Linked DNA regions of Homo sapiens: regions 2, 3, 4 and 5 are each linked to region 1. The links are chromatin contacts, found by Hi-C or POLR2A ChIA-PET in ENCODE. All regions are on one chromosome and are shown on one strand. Each heading gives the region's core, a stretch centred on a gene start or an enhancer-like site at or near the end of the contact. The rest is flanking DNA. Distances are from core to core; before and after follow the strand shown.

Evidence for each region. Hi-C counts contacts between places; a loop is a spot of excess contacts on that map. ChIA-PET counts read pairs that join two places held with the same protein, here RNA polymerase II (POLR2A). Pooled maps may share reads with other maps.
Region 2: a map of CD8-positive, alpha-beta T cell shows a loop between it and region 1 (9-fold over the local background). The contact joins two enhancer-like sites. A Hi-C loop is called at or near these places in 2 of 168 maps with a recorded cell type or tissue (CD8-positive, alpha-beta T cell and naive thymus-derived CD4-positive, alpha-beta T cell), 2 of 37 single-sample maps with no recorded cell type and 11 of 50 pooled maps.
Region 3: a loop to region 1 is called in a pooled map, with 11 times the contacts of the local background. The contact joins two enhancer-like sites. A Hi-C loop is called at or near these places in 7 of 50 pooled maps. POLR2A ChIA-PET finds 5 or more read pairs at or near these places in 3 of 52 experiments (CD4-positive, alpha-beta T cell, activated naive CD4-positive, alpha-beta T cell and naive thymus-derived CD4-positive, alpha-beta T cell).
Region 4: a loop to region 1 is called in a map with no recorded cell type, with 8 times the contacts of the local background. The contact joins two enhancer-like sites. A Hi-C loop is called at or near these places in 2 of 168 maps with a recorded cell type or tissue (endothelial cell of umbilical vein and lower leg skin), 11 of 37 single-sample maps with no recorded cell type and 4 of 50 pooled maps. POLR2A ChIA-PET finds 5 or more read pairs at or near these places in 1 of 52 experiments (naive thymus-derived CD8-positive, alpha-beta T cell).
Region 5: a loop to region 1 is called in a map with no recorded cell type, with 10 times the contacts of the local background. The contact joins two enhancer-like sites. A Hi-C loop is called at or near these places in 6 of 168 maps with a recorded cell type or tissue (B cell, CD8-positive, alpha-beta T cell, naive thymus-derived CD4-positive, alpha-beta T cell and 2 more), 21 of 37 single-sample maps with no recorded cell type and 12 of 50 pooled maps. POLR2A ChIA-PET finds 5 or more read pairs at or near these places in 2 of 52 experiments (activated B cell and activated CD4-positive, alpha-beta memory T cell).

What each region holds. Positions count from the first base shown.
Region 1 is chr15:69,754,076-69,757,127 of GRCh38, reverse strand. It overlaps LOC107984788 (a long non-coding RNA gene), which reads right to left. Exons shown (of 3, transcript XR_001751592.3): 2 at 922-972. Among named protein-coding and RNA genes, the nearest start is that of LINC00593, 80 kb to the left of the region's middle. Within about 2 kb of position 1,472, at least 6 of the 41 ENCODE cell types and tissues checked have a DNase peak (open chromatin) inside an H3K27ac peak, as active enhancers do; they include B cell, where a contact is called at or near this core.
Region 2 is chr15:70,668,688-70,671,739 of GRCh38, reverse strand. UACA (uveal autoantigen with coiled-coil domains and ankyrin repeats) reads left to right here. Exons shown (of 19, transcript NM_018003.4): 15 at 649-701; 16 at 2,278-3,052. Among named protein-coding and RNA genes, the nearest start is that of SALRNA2, 35 kb to the right of the region's middle. Within about 2 kb of position 1,604, at least 2 of the 41 ENCODE cell types and tissues checked have a DNase peak (open chromatin) inside an H3K27ac peak, as active enhancers do.
Region 3 is chr15:70,526,953-70,530,004 of GRCh38, reverse strand. It overlaps LOC107984781 (a long non-coding RNA gene), which reads left to right. Exons shown (of 2, transcript XR_007064698.1): 2 at 771-1,332. Among named protein-coding and RNA genes, the nearest start is that of LINC02205, 23 kb to the right of the region's middle. RefSeq lists an enhancer at 1,498-1,547. Within about 2 kb of position 1,609, at least 7 of the 41 ENCODE cell types and tissues checked have a DNase peak (open chromatin) inside an H3K27ac peak, as active enhancers do.
Region 4 is chr15:70,461,704-70,464,755 of GRCh38, reverse strand. No RefSeq gene overlaps it. Among named protein-coding and RNA genes, the nearest start is that of LINC02205, 43 kb to the left of the region's middle. RefSeq lists an enhancer at 1,824-1,903. Within about 2 kb of position 1,620, at least 6 of the 41 ENCODE cell types and tissues checked have a DNase peak (open chromatin) inside an H3K27ac peak, as active enhancers do.
Region 5 is chr15:70,318,198-70,321,249 of GRCh38, reverse strand. No RefSeq gene overlaps it. Among named protein-coding and RNA genes, the nearest start is that of LINC02205, 190 kb to the left of the region's middle. Within about 2 kb of position 1,634, at least 10 of the 41 ENCODE cell types and tissues checked have a DNase peak (open chromatin) inside an H3K27ac peak, as active enhancers do; they include B cell, where a contact is called at or near this core.

The DNA.
Region 1 (3,052 bases), core at 223-2,722:
GGTTGGCTGTTTGGAATTCTTCCCCAGATAAATCACGCCCACGAGGTAGCACCAACAATATGTAGTCTCTGTTTCTTTAAAGTGAAAGAGAATATAAAACTGAATGCCAAAGACTCTATTTTGTTGTTTTTTCCTCTAACCTTTATAGTTATCGCACTTACACTGAATTCACCAGGAGGTTGTTCCGTTATAGCATGCATTGATTCTCTCCAAAGCACTCACTTTAGCTTGCAAAGAAACAACTCTACGTTTTTGCACTCATATTTCATTGCATTATGAAATGATGGATTGCATTATTTAATCAGAGTAACAGGTACAGGTTGAGAAGAAATACAAATAGCCCTCAGTAAGCACACACAGCTCAACCAATGGAAACATATGTGCCCAGGAAAACTGGAGAGAAGCTTCAGTTGGAGCTGCTAGCTTCAAGGGTTTAGTGTATCCCAGGCATGGGCACAGTGCTAGCTGAGTAGTGTGGAGAGTCTACATTAATCTAGCAAGCTGGTCCATTGCAGGTTGCTCAAGAGGGCTTCTGCTGTTTAACTGCACGCAGATGCCACAGCCCTTTGTCACGGACAGAGCACTGTCCAGCGTAATCCTCATGGCCCTTTAAGGGAGGCAGAGAAGATTTTCATATAGGAAAAATGAGGATCAGAGGCCTTGAGTGACTTTCTCAGAGACAAATGTGCAGTAATTACCTCCTTCGTGTCTGTACTGCAGGAGCCCAGCACAGAGTGGACACATGGAAAAAAAGGCCACCGTTTATGAAACAGAAGTGATAGAGCCAGGCCCCAAACCAGGTGGATCTGCTTTGAGAGCCCATGTTCTTTCAACTCACTGATGAACATTTGTGAAATGCACACTATTTGTCAAGAATTATGGCTGGCCCAGATACAAAAGATAGGGCCTATTACTTCTCACCTGTTTAGGGCCATGTGTTTTCCAGCTCTTATTTTTCTCCCCACCTTTCTCCTGGAAAAAAAAACAAAAACTTGTTTTAAAAGGCTCAATTCTTCTGTCTCCTTTGGTGTTAATTCTTCTGCAAAATAGCCTGGGAAGAAACAATTGATTTGAATTATGCCAAAGCTTTTCAGAAGTGGGGATGGACAGAGTGCCCCCCATCCAGTCTCACCTTTACTCTCCACCCCATTTCCTACTTCCACCTCCAAGACTTCCCACACTTATGCAAAACATCCTGGCTGAGTCTCACCAAGAGCTCTAGGGGAAACCCTAAACCTCAGAGTGAAATGAAGGGGCTGATTTGCCCCTGGGGAAATTAGACACAAACAAGGCTGGGGTGAACCACCAGTCTTGAAACTGTTTCTCTGGATTAGTCACAGGGTTACCCACTCATGAATGTTCCTCCCACCTCCTCACTTCAGGCTCTGTTATTCTAGAGGGCTGGCCTGGTTACAAGGGTAGCCAGATTAACTAGGGTCTAAATGGGAGAGCTGGGGCACGGATCATTCACCAAAGAAACCGCAGCGACCTTCCGCCTGGGTGGGGCTTCTCTTCTTTTAACCTCCCGCGAAACTGCTAGTCAGCAGCTCTGTTTCCTGCCATTGCTCGAGGAGATCTTCATGAGTTTCATAGGAGTAGGATTGTGCCTTCAATCCATCATCTTTCTAGGGAAGGTAGCAGTATTTCATTGGCTTATTTCTTAACAAATAATATATTAAAGACTGCTTTCCTCCAGGTACCTGTTAGACACTAGGAATATAGTGGTAAGCAAAGAACTGCTTAGGAGTCTTGCTCTTGTGTTTTTGATGGTTGATCTCAGGTTGTTTAAGAGGCTTCTGCTGTTCAACTGCATATGCGACAGCCCTTTTACATGAACAGAGAGAACTGTCCAGTAATTTAATCCTCATGGCCCCTCAAAGGTGGCAGAGAAAATTTTCATATAGGAAATTAGGATCAGAGGCATTAAGTAACTTTCTCAAAGACAAACGTGTGGTAATTATCTCTTTTATGTCTGTACTGCAGGAGCCCAGCACAGAGTGGACACGAGAAAAGAAATTCTATTGTTTATGAAACAGAAGTGATAGAGCTGGGCCCCAAATTGGGTATATCTGTTTTGAGATTGCTTTGTAACACATATACATCAAATAACTGCTAGAGACCAGGGCAAGGGGGTTCTGTCTGTTTGGTTCACTGCTATATGGTTAAGGCCAAGAAAAGTACCTGGCATACAATAGACATTCAATAAGCATTTGTTGGATGGATGGATGGATGGATGGATGACCCAAACAATTGCAGGTCATGCTGAATGTAAGAATTAAACGTAACATGGATGAGAATGCATCACGGGATTTATCATCTCTTTTGGGTCTGGGGAAGACTTCTTTGCAAAAAATGATAACCCAGACAAGATTCAAGGGGTGAGCAGGAGCTGGCTAAAGGAAGGAGAAGATAGTGGCAGGAGGAGCCACGCAGACACAAGGAATAGCTTGGGTGAAGGTCTTGAAGCAAGAGGGAGCACAGTTTATGAAAGGATGCTGAAGAAAGTTTCCAGAGCTGGAGGACAAGTGGGAAGGAAGGGTTGGTTCAAGGTGACTCTGGAGGGGACAGCAGAGCAGATCCTAGTGGCCTGAGAATAGAACCCTGACCTCTTCCACAGAGCAAGGAGGAATCACTAACCTATGTTCAGCAGGAATCAATGTGGCCAGACTTGCACTGGCATCACAAGTTGAAGTGCTTTTAGGAAGGTCCATTTGGGAGTGTCTAGGTATACATGACCAATGGGAGATGATGAACTTGCCATAGCTTTTAAAGTTTAAAGTGACACATTTCTAGCCTACTACTATTTCACCTTCACATCATTACATAATGTATTTTAACAAATACCGATATTGCATTACTATGTGACAGATGTCATTCTAAGTGCTTTGCAAATATAAACTCTCACATTGGCCTTGTGACATTGGTGCTAATTATTATCCTTTTTAAAAGATGAGGCAACTGGGCTGGGGCATTTAAACCAACACAGCAGATGACAGAATGCCAGAGTCTTCCTCAATTCCTGTGATGCATGGAGGACTCCAGAAGTCTCCAT
Region 2 (3,052 bases), core at 355-2,854, 910 kb before region 1:
ATTGTATATTGTATGAATTACCAAATTTGCCTTGTTGATTAGTAGACATAGACATTTGTCTTGTGATATTTAGGGTTCATTTTTTTATGGAAAGAACATAAACATAGTTTTCTAATTTGGAGAAATCGGTCTTAATGCAAGTAGGCATTTTAAAATTACATTTATGAATTATTTTTAGACCCTACATAATCTTTTTTATTCTGCAATGTTAAACAGTTTCTCTAGAAAATCTGTTTTTGTTTCCTAGTGACTATTAAACTATTCTCTCCTACAACAGTAATATTTATGCTATAAATTTAAATCATCATTTTTGTTTTGATTGATTATAAGATATATGTTTTATTATCATGTAGCCTAGTTTAAGAGTCCTCAATATTTCTGAAGTTTTAGTGATTCTGCTGAGAGAGAGCATAGAAAAAAATAAGAAAAAAAAAAACCAACCTAGTATCTGTTGTTCAGTAGATTGTAGGTACTTCTGTTTATAGAAATAATAAGGGGAAAATGGGTATTTTAGAATGAGGATACTTTTGTGTTGTACCTCTTGCTTCTCTTTTATTTGAATAATAAAGGAAATAACATCAAATTAATGTTTAGCCTACTTTAGTATGGATATTGAAGTTAAAATGTCATTCATTTGCATTTATTTAGGAAAAGAAGATATGCTTCTTAAACAAGGTCAGATGTATATGGCAGACTCACAGGTAATAACTGTTTTTTTTTTTAATTTTAAAAAACATTTAAAGAAAATTTTTGTGCCTTTATAAAGAGAGGAGAAAGCGGCATTGTACATTAAGTATATATACATAGAGTGAGGTTTTCATTATCAAAGACAAGTTGGTCCTGCTTTCTTGAGTTTAATAAAAACAGATATTGCTGTTTCTGGTGCCCTCTAGAGTGTTTTTGATGATAGTGGTTATAATAAGAGATTTGAATTATAGTTTCATTGCATTTGATGCTAAGTTTCTGTTCATTAACAGTGATTAGTTAACTCTTCATATTTGCCCATATAAAGGGGAAGACAGATATGAATAATCCAAAATATAATTTTTTGGTTTTTTTTTTTCCTCTTGATCCAGGGGAAAGGCAGTTCAGATTTAACTAACAGTAAATCTGTAGGGGTCTGCAGCAAGCTCTATCCTTGCCTCTTCAGAGGAAAGGATTCGGCTGAGGGGCAGAAGTAGGTTTAAGGCAGAGGGAGAGACCAAGGGAAGTTTTAGGGCAGGAGTGAGTTTATTAAAAAGTGTTAGAGCAGGAACGAAAGGAAGCAAAGTACACTTGGAAGAAGGCCAAGTGGGCGGCTTGAGAGATCCCAGTACCCTGTTCAGCCCTTGGCTTGGGATTTTTATGCACTGGCTTGGTTTTGGGGTTTGCATTTCTCCTCCCTTGATTCTTCTCTTGGGGGCAGGCTATCTGCATGCATAGTGGCCTGTCAGCACTTAGGAGGGGCCACATGTGTAGTGCCTTTACTAAGGTTGTGCACCTGCTCTCTAGGGGCTATTTTCCTTTACCAGTCAAATGCTCCCTGAAGAAGGTCATACATCCACCATTTTGCCTCTTAGTGCGCATGCTTGAGCCTGCTCACCCAGCTCCGGAGATCTTATCAGGAAGCCGCTGTCACCAGCTCCAGGTGTTTTCTGTCTATTGGGAGACTCTCTTTCCCTGGTGCTGGCTGTGACCAATCATTCTCTTGACAACTCTGATAACTAGCTGGGTTTCTTTTCGTGGTATTTTTATAATTCAGAGAATATTCTGTTGGATTAACAGTGAAGGTACGCAGAAGTCAAAAATCTTATTAGTTAAATCTATAATTCTATGAAATTATCTGCAAATTTAAAATCGCAGTACTTGTTTTTATTCAAGGATATGATGGTTTTCTTCAGAATTTAAAGTTCTAAGCACATTATGTACCATAAAACATAGAAATAATAAATATGTTTTGATAAAGTTGATGATATTCATGTGTGGGTAGGTGTTAATGAATGGGGGAAGAAAGACAAAATAGCACCCAGTAGCCATGGCCATTGTCCGTTGTTCTGCCAGAAATAGACTTACGTGAACAGAACTCTCAAAATGTTGTGAATGTATTAAGGAAATCATATCCAGAACTGTTTCCTTACCACAAAAATCAGCATTGTGATTTTTTTTCCATCTTACTGCCTAATCTGAAAACCCTTTGATTCCTGATGATGTGCTAACTTTCTCTAAGTTTGGCAAATAAGTATAGTAAATGTCTCATTTAGGCTTTTGTGATTGATGTCTTTTTTTTTTTCTTTTCAGTGTACTTCCCCAGGTATACCAGCCCATATGCAAAGCAGATCTATGTTAAGACCTCTGGAACTATCTTTACCCAGTCAAACGTCATACTCTGAAAATGAAATTTTAAAGAAAGAGTTAGAAGCAATGCGAACTTTCTGTGAGTCAGCAAAACAAGACCGACTGAAGCTCCAAAATGAACTGGCACACAAAGTGGCAGAATGCAAAGCTTTAGCATTAGAATGTGAAAGGGTCAAGGAGGATTCAGATGAACAGATAAAGCAATTAGAAGATGCATTAAAAGATGTGCAGAAGAGGATGTATGAGTCAGAAGGTAAAGTTAAACAAATGCAGACCCATTTTCTTGCCCTTAAAGAACACTTAACAAGTGAAGCAGCCTCAGGGAATCACAGACTAACCGAGGAACTGAAGGATCAGTTGAAAGACTTGAAAGTAAAATATGAAGGTGCTTCAGCAGAAGTGGGGAAATTAAGAAACCAAATCAAACAAAATGAGATGATAGTAGAAGAGTTTAAGAGGGATGAAGGCAAGCTGATAGAAGAAAATAAGCGATTACAGAAGGAACTTAGTATGTGTGAAATGGAGCGAGAGAAGAAAGGAAGAAAGGTCACAGAGATGGAAGGCCAGGCAAAAGAATTGTCAGCGAAGTTGGCCCTTTCCATTCCAGCTGAAAAATTTGAAAACATGAAGAGCTCATTATCAAATGAAGTGAATGAGAAAGCAAAAAAATTAGTAGAAATGGAAAGAGAACATGAAAAATCACTTAGTGAAATTAGAC
Region 3 (3,052 bases), core at 360-2,859, 770 kb before region 1:
TTGTCTGGGCTAAAACTCTGCAGAGTATAGCTGTGGCTCTGAAACAAATAGAGGCTGGCCTTGTCAATTGTTTTGGGGTGAAGTTAATCCGGGGTAAGAGTCAGAGGCAGTCTAGAAGGCAGGGCATAAACTAGCCAGATGAAGGCCTTGGCTGGGAGTTGGGTTTATACCCCTAGGCCTAAGGAGTAGCCACTGCTAACAAGAGTTGTAGTTTTTCCTCTGGGTTGCAATTCTCTTCTCTTGCCTCCAAGCCTCCACTCAGGTAACCTGGCAGTGGGGAAATTGAGAGGTGCAGTGTCCACTCACTAATGATGAAGGTGAGATGTGGATGCATGGAGCACATTTTAGAAAAGCCCTGGCCTTTTATAAGGACCTGGGCCTTCCAGTATTTTCCTTGCCATCTCACCACCTGCTAACACATGCTGTGCACATAGGAGGTGCCAGGAAAATGTGTGTTATTCGAATGGAACTGAGAAACCGTTCTAGTCTAAACCCTGAGGCCCCCTGGCTTGCCCCCTCCTACCATGCCCATCTAGTTTTCAATGCCAAGCTCTCACGTCAGGGTTTTTCATCTCCATCTTCCTGTTGTTCACTTTAGGGGAAGGGTCCTGCTTGGACTATTGCAGTAGCCTCCAAGTAGCTTGAACTTTGCTCAGACTCTCCCCTCCCCAATCTGCTAAGCAGATTGTTGACAAGATTCTCTGCAGTTTGCTGCTTTGATGATGTCCCTCTCCAGCTCCAAATTGTTACTGGCTCTCCATTGACTACAGGTAAAATGCAGACTTCTCAGCCTGATCTTCCACAATCTGACGTCAGCCTACCTCCTCATCCTGCCTGGGCCTGGAGGCATGCCAGCCAATTCAGACCACTTGCCATTTTTCTTTTTCTCCTCTGCATCTGGAATTGCTGTCAGTGAAACCTTCTCTTTCCCTCAAGGAGCACCTTGAATGCTGGCCCCACATCACCTTCCTGACCCTGTCAGCTCAAAGAGGTTTCTCTGCATCTGAACTCCATGTGTTCCAGTCTCTGGGTCCTTACCATGCACTGCTGGGGCATGCTGTGTGCTGGCCGCCGTCCCTCCTCATGCTCAGAAGCAGAGCCTATGACTTAGTCACTTTGGTCTCCCCAGCGCCCAGAGCAGATATTTGCACAGAAGAGGAGCTCAATAAATGTTTGTTTAATGAATGAATATATAATTCTAACCCAGTGCCCTGCTTTCTTACAGTGACATTCAAGTCATCCTAGGCCAAAAAAAAAAAAAAATGCCTATTTACCTTCCAAAATTACCTCTCATATTGGTCAAAATTAAAATAAACACTTGGCGGATTAAGACCTGGCCTGTCATATTGTATCTGACACCATTAAGAACCAAGGTTGGGGTGCCTCACGGTTGACTTCCACTGATCTAAGATGTCAACAACAATGTCACCTGCCTGATAGGGTGACATCTGAGCTCCAAGGCATGCACTCCTGTCCTTTGGGCGCTCACCCCCGGCTTCATGCACCCTGTGCCCTGGGTCAGTGCCTGCCTCTCTGATTCAAGCCTTCTTCTGGGCGACTGGGCCTTTGATCTTGGGTTATGTTCCTGTTTTGCTTTCACTTTCCAGCTCTTATCTGCTAGAGTGCTTTGAGTGTAAGCAACAGGAAGTCCTGTGGCTAATGTAGGCGTTAAGGAGTTTATTGGAAGCATGTAGCAGAGCCCATGGAACTGAATGGAGGGCAGAGAACCAACTCAGAGCAATTAGAATTGGGATCACAAACAGGGTGGGGTGTGGGGCTCAGAAACAGGAGCTATTGATAAAAGAACTGTTTTTTCGTTTTTTTGTTTTTTTTGAGACAGTCTCGCTCTGTCACTCAGGCTGAAATGCAGTGGCGTGATCTCAGCTCACTGCAACCTCCATCTCCCGGGTTCAAGCAATTCTCATGCCTCAGCCTCCTGAGTAGCTGGGATTACAGGTGTACGCCACCATGCCTGGCTAATTTTTGTATTTTTAGTAGAGATGGGGAGCTTTGCCATGTTGGCCAGGCTGGTCTCAATCTCTTGGCCTCAAGTGATCCGCTTGCCTCGGCCTCCCAAAGTGCTCAGGAGGCTGAGGTAGGAGAATGGCATGAACCCAGGAAGCGGAGCTTGCAGTGAGCTGAGATTGCTCCGCTGCACTCCAGCCTGGGCGACAGAGCAAGACTCCATCTCAAACAAACAAACAAACAAACAAACAAAAACACTGCTGGGATTACAGGTGTGAGGCACCACGCCTGGCCTGAAAGGACAGGTTCTTAAGGGGTTGCCATTGCTGCTCCTACTGCCAGGGCTAATGAGTGTCGACCATTTTGTCTTTTTGCCACTCTGCTGCAGATTCAAACTCCAGGGAGAATCCAAGTGGGCCTAGCATGTGCTTCTGTTTCACCATCTGCTGCTCTATCCCTGTTATTCTTTCCTGGTTTTTGCCCATCCCTCACAGTCCCATCCATCACCCGATACCCACCCAGACATGCATAGAGCACCCCACAAGGGGTTTCCAGGGTTGCCTCCATGAGGGTGCTGGATTTCTGCCTAGCCCAGGTAACACATCCTTCTGAGCAGTGATACAAGCAGCAGTAGGACAATTAGCTACCAAGGGAATTGTCCTCTGCTTATCCATCATTGTAGAAAGTAATGAGTGACTTTAAATCACAAACCTTATGTTTTCTTTCCCATGGCATGAAATGCGTAGGTCAATTCTCAAAGCTTAGTGACTAGTTCTTGTACTAGAAATGCAAACTTGAGGACAATTTACTCATAAACTAATTACTTGTCCTTCCCGGGCATTAGCAATGGGATCTGCAGGCACAATAGACATATTCACATTGTTGATCCCCGTTGTTCCAAGACCCACATAAGCTTCCTGGGAAACGGATCTGAGCAGAAGTCAAAAACACAGTATTCCTTATTTCTACCCGTTGGACTTGTGGGTTCACTTAATGCTAGCTTTCTCCCTAATGAAAGGCAAGGGAAATATCAGCTAGAAATTTCATAATCAGAGTGTTTGCCTCGTTTGCTATTTTTAAACACCAC
Region 4 (3,052 bases), core at 371-2,870, 710 kb before region 1:
GGGGACTGCCATAGTCTCTGGCAGCTGCCTTTGCAGGGGCCTTGCTCTGGGGCTCAAGGACTCCAGAGCTTCTCTTCTTAACTTGACCCTTAAGGACTAAAATCTTTGAATGGGGAGTAGTGGTATCAGATGGACCCGGATATGAATACCAGTGTTGCCATTTCTCTTTTGTTTGGCTGGTTTTTGGATAGGATCTCGCTCTGTCACCTAGGTTGGAGTGCAGTGGCAAGATCATGGCTCACTGCAGCCTCCACCTCTCGGGCTCGAGGGATCCTCCCACCCCAGCCTCTGGTGCAGCTGGGACCACAGGCGTGCACCACCATGCCTGGCTAATTGTGTTGCGGTTTTCTAGCTGTGTGACCTTACATAGGTCACTAGCCCTGTCTGATTTCCTCAGCTGTAAAAGAGGGTAATGATAAAAAAAAAATCACAATTAACACTACTATTTTATTCTCAATGTGTCAGGCATTATTCCAAGTACTTTATATAAATGACCTCATTCAATCGTTGTAATTACCGTATGAAATAATTATTATTGTTTAGTTCCTATGTGATAGATGTGTAAACTGCGACCACGCAGATAGTTAGCAGCAGAGCAGGGATCTAGGAAGGGCTGTCTCTGCAGCTGCCTTTCACGTTTATGTTATGCTGTGTCTTAATGATGCACACGCAGAGTCTAAAAAATCATGGATGTGTCACTGCATAAGGAAAAAAAATGATGATGCTTGTGTGTGCCCAGCTTTGAGCTTGGCACATAATAGATGCTCATGAAATCTTGTTTGCCTTATCCTCTCTTGGTCTTTTTCCTTCTACTCTCCTATGTGAGCACACACTGTGGTCACAGCAGAACAAAGTGGGGCTGTGACAAGGAGCTGGCAACCATGTCTGAGGAAGGCTGGTGGGTAGCATGGGCAGGTGTCTCTCATTCTGTCCTCTCCCTCTGCATCCAGAAGAGCTACACCCCAGCTCATGAGTAGGTGTGGGTCTAGTCTCCCCTGGAGCTGACAGGTAACTCTAACTGTTTCCCAAGGCAAGAGAGTAGGAGGGTGTAGCAATTGCTCGTTAGAGCCAGCCAATGAGCCTAGGGGGTCACAGGGTTCCTCCCACCTACTCTGGGGAGGTTGTCTGCCTATATTTGTGTTCATTTCCTGATAGAAACACTGGGGTCAGAGGCTTATCTGGCCTGGCTTCTGGGCCAATGGGGAGCTGATAAGGAACAGACCCATCCATTGGGATCTACTGGGTGGATTCCTATTGTCTTACACACCATACAGATAACCAAGGTCTCAGGTAGAAGTTGTACTTTCCTGACCTCCTTCTCATGGTTTCTCAAGTCCTCAACCAGCTCAACCCCAAGGGGCAGCCAGTTACAGTTCCCCACAGACAGAGTAAACCCTGCTGGACCTCTGGGGAAGTTTCAAGAACCAGTTTGACCGCAAAACCAAGAAGCAGGTCTGTTGGGGCCTCTCTGGATGAAGTGGTCATGGGTGGCTGTCAGATGAGGATCTGAATTAGTCACGAGAGGAACAGGAGCCAGGCTAGGGGTGGAAACAAGGCCAGCTCCCCTCTGCTCCAGGGCTTAGGATCAGCTGGGGTGGAAGCAGAGGCTGTGTTGCAATTTCACTGCAAATCAACTGGGTCATCTCTTGTGGGTGACACCATGCAGGCCTTCCAACCCTTGTGTGTGTGTGTGTGTGTGTGTGTGTGTGTGTGTGTTTTGTAGATGGGGAGATGGTATCTCCCAACTGCCTTTAGCATCTGGCTGTGAGATGAGGCTGGGGGAAGATGGAACGATATGCATTCCTGGCAGAGCCAGTGCCTCCGGAGGCATGGGGTGGAGGGGACAGGGTGGAGTCCATGTTTGAACAAGTTGAGAGCAATTGCTGGAAGAACCCTGGGCAGAAGTCCCCTCTGCAGATCAGACTTGGCCTCTACATTTGTTCTCAGGGAAGTGAAACACGTACCATCTCCCCAGTTTGGACTGTTGCAGGCTGTGACACACAGTAGCCAATTCATTGACTTGGGGCTGTCCCCTCCCACCTGGGATATTCAGTGCCCTGAAAGGCAATGAGGTGTGGTGGGAAGAACGTTGACTTTGGAATCTGACCGACTTGAAATTAAATCTCAGTTCTGCCCTGAAGCACTGGGTAACCTTGAGTAAGTCACTTAACCTCTCCGGACCCCATTTTCCTCATCTCTGAAATGGAGATAGTAACAGCTTCTGGGCAGGGTGGTTAGGAGAAGTAACAATGATAATGTGGGTGAAGGAAAATCATAGGGCAGGAACTCAATAGAAGTTAGGCACTTTTCTCCTTCCTCTTAGAATACACCCTGTCCTTCAGCCACTGCTAGGCTTGTCTTTACCATCTTGGTGGCTGCTGAAAAGCCTCATTGACTGGCTGTGCCCACCTACAGCAGTGGCCAGCAAGCATTTTCTGTAAAGGGCCAGAGGATAAATATTATAGGCTTTGCAGGCCATGTGGTCTCTGCCACAACTACTCATCTCCACTCTTGTTGCTCAAAAACAGCCATAGATGATACCAAATGAATGAGTGTGGCTCTGTTCCAATAAAACTTTATTTATAAAAATAGGCAGTGGGCCAGATTTGGCCCTCAGGCTATAGTTGCCAATGCCTGGCCTCGAGTTTCAAGTCCAAAGCCTCTGCTTTTCTCTCAAGGGACTTCCCTAGCCTGGTCTTACCTTCTTCATCCAATCCAGTTTCTAATTACTCCCCTGAGTGTTCCCCAGTATGACCCAACAGGACTCCCTTTTGGCTCAGGAAGTGTTTAGCTTCCACACCTTTGCCCATGCTTTCCTCCCTGCTTAGAACACCATCCCATTTCCTCTTCACTCTCTTCACCCTTCTAAATTCCATCCCCAGGGAACCTCCTGGGTGCCCTGTAAAATACAAGGCTCAGACCAAGGTCTCTTGATTCATCATTGGACAAGCCCATCCTTCAAGGCTGTGCTCTGGCCAGCTGTCCACAGTGATTTCTCCCTTTGAGGACTCCATGGCCCCTGCTGTTGATGCCAGGGTGGCCCTCCCATGGA
Region 5 (3,052 bases), core at 385-2,884, 560 kb before region 1:
GTGATGGGAAGGAAGGTCATCTTCCTCTGAGAAAGTGCTTTCTGTTGATCTTATCGTTGGAAAGTTTTTCTGACATTGAGCCAGAACTGCCTCCCAGTAACTTTGCCCTTGGTTTTGGATGGGTCTCTAGGGCCTCACAGCTTGGGTATCTTCTTTCCCACGACAGCACGTTAAAGGCTAGAACTCAGCCTCCCTGTCTGCCTTCCGTTGTCTGTTCTTCCTCAGTTCCTTTGTTCTTTTCTTGGGGGCCTTCATTCATTGGTCCCTCATCACTGGGGTCACCTTTCCTTGCCATGTCCAACACATCCTAGTTGGTCAATGTCTGTCTTAACATACGATACCCCCAAATTCATCACAGCACTACAGTTGAATTGCTTTCTAAGATCTGAGCCCTGTGCCATTAATTCCTCATCTCTAAAACTCAGCTTAGCTATCCAGGCCATGTAAGCCAGAGAAGAGGGAAGGAATGAAGTCTTCTTGAACCCCTGCAATGCTAGCCAAGTTCTTTCTAAACACTCAGGGCTCAGAACTGCCCCAGGAAGTAGATACTCTCCTCTTTGTTTCACATATGGAGGAACCTGGTTTTCTGACATAGAACTGAAAATAAGGAAGTAAGCAAAACAAGTCTTTAAGGACGCTGAGCAGAGGCCAGAAAGTCACCCGGAGTCTATTATTTACTCTTCCTTTACATTCATTTCTGCCAAGATTTTATTTAGTATCAGGAGAACTGATTTTAAATCCTGGCTCAGCCACTTTCTAGCTGTGTGACCTCAGGAAAGTTAGTGTCTAAGGTGACTAACCAATCCCAAATTGCCCTGGTCTGTCCTGGTTTTAAAACCGCAAATCCCATGTCCTAGGAGATCACTCCATTCTGGGCAAATTAGCACATGTTGGTCACCCTATTCAGTCAATTTTCTCTTTGTGATATCAGGATAACAGTAACCCACCTCACGAGGTTGTTATAATTTTAACTGAGATAATATATTTGGAAGACCTGGCAATGTGCCTGGCACATAGCAGATACACAATTAATGTTCTGTTTAATTTGAAAGCCTAGTTAATTATGACAAATTAGAAAGAAGTCAAAGACTGAGAGGTGGCCATGAGCAGTTTAACTGGAAAACCATTTTTAAAAACACCTAGAAACATAAACGGAGACACATAGTAGAGGGTCGTACCGTGAGGGTCTCAATGTCCTCTGTACTGTGAATATCTCACTGGAGTTCAATGAGCCATGGTAATTGTCGTCCTTGAGTGGGACTCCGCAGGACAGAGGAATAACTAAATCTTCTGCATTATACTATGTGTGATAAGGCAGGGTAAGGTGGGATACATTGTGGAGTAAGTGCCACATGAAATTTAATGAAGTCTTTAGATCTTTAAGCGTAAGTATTCAACCCTCTAACAGGATGGCAACCAACCAGCATGGCAGAGGGAAGGAGGACTGAAGAGGGTCCCAGGAGAGCCTGAGTCTGCAGTCAGCTCACTGCCTAACTATAGACAGATTGTCCTCACAGTTCCGGTCCTGTCTCCTCATCTGTGAAATGGGGAAGAGAAAGTAGACAAGGTGTTGTCTAACAGAAAGGCAACAGAGTGGGGTGGTCAAGAGCACGGATCCACCACCCACTAGCTGTGTGAGCTAGGACAAGCAAGCAAATCCACCCTCTGCACCCTGCTCTCCTGGCCTGTAACCTCGTAGAGATGTTGTGAAGATTTTATGAACTGATGTACTTCCTGGTGCATGTTGAGTTCTCAGTAAGGATCAGTTCTTAAAGTTAGTATCCCTTCTGGGTATCGCACTCCATGACAAAGAGTATCATCTCTTTCTCTCCCCTCATCACCAAGGGTTAATGCAACATAAGCTTTCGCTTGAGTGTTTTGTAAGTTTCTTTTCCCTCCCCAGCCCGCCACATCACTCAGCTGGCTCACGTTGAACTTGAGGCAGACTAAAACCTCCTGATCTTTTTTTATGTGAATTGCAGTCCAGCCAGGTTGCTCTCATCCTGTTCTTGTGCAACTGATTTTTGGAAACTACATTCAAGACATTAGATTTATTGATGCTACATTTCATCTGGTTGCTTTTGACCCAGCATTCTTGACTGTCGAGATCATCTTGAACCTTAATTCTCTCATCCCCTCCAGCTTTGAGTCATCTGCAAATTTAATGCATATGCTTTCCATATCTTCAGATCACGGGCTTAAAAAAGCTATTTTACAGATAAAAATAAAGATAGAGATATAGGCCACTAGATAGATCAAGAGGGATCTTGTATGCCAGGCTGAGCAGTGGGGATTTTATCTTGTGGGAAGCAGGGGCTCTTGATCCTCAATCAGTTTTTAAGCCTTTTCTGAACATACCCACTACAGACGCTCGTATGTTGTCCCTGGATCTCAGAGTGTTTTCACTGATGACAACAAGAGTTCACCCCTCAGCCACCCTAACTGTGGCCTCTTCTAAACTACTGAACTCACCGCGAAGGTCTGAATCCCTTCCTGTCTGTACCACATGCAGCCCCAAGGCCCAGTCCTATTCTCCTCCCTCTTGTTGCTTCCCAAACTGAGGCCACCCCTACTTTGGGGCCTAGCCAAATACCTGTTATCAATCCAAGAAATCAATTCTCTCTCGTTGGTTCAGGAAGGCATGGACCATGATGACTTTATGTGCTTCCCACTCACGTTTCCATTTTTACAGGGGACTTCAGTGTCTGAACTGGAAGGCCAGAGCTGTGGTGGATCTGCTGGTAGCCACCTATAGCTGTCTGGATCTCTGCACTGCCCAGGGCACCACGGGCATGTTATATCACAGCACAGTGCAACCAGCTGGTTCCTGGGCATGACTACAAGTCGTTATGAAAAGGCTGAGGACAAGATGATAGGGAAATGTGAAAAGGAAAATTCTAGAAGTAATTTTCATATAAATTAATTTAAATAACAAAAAAAACAAACATTTAAGTTTCTCCAGGTAATCTGGCAACTCTCTGGTACTGTGCTAACCAGGCAACCATTGGTTAGGGAGCTTCCAAAACTCCGTGTCCACTCCAGGCCCCGCTCC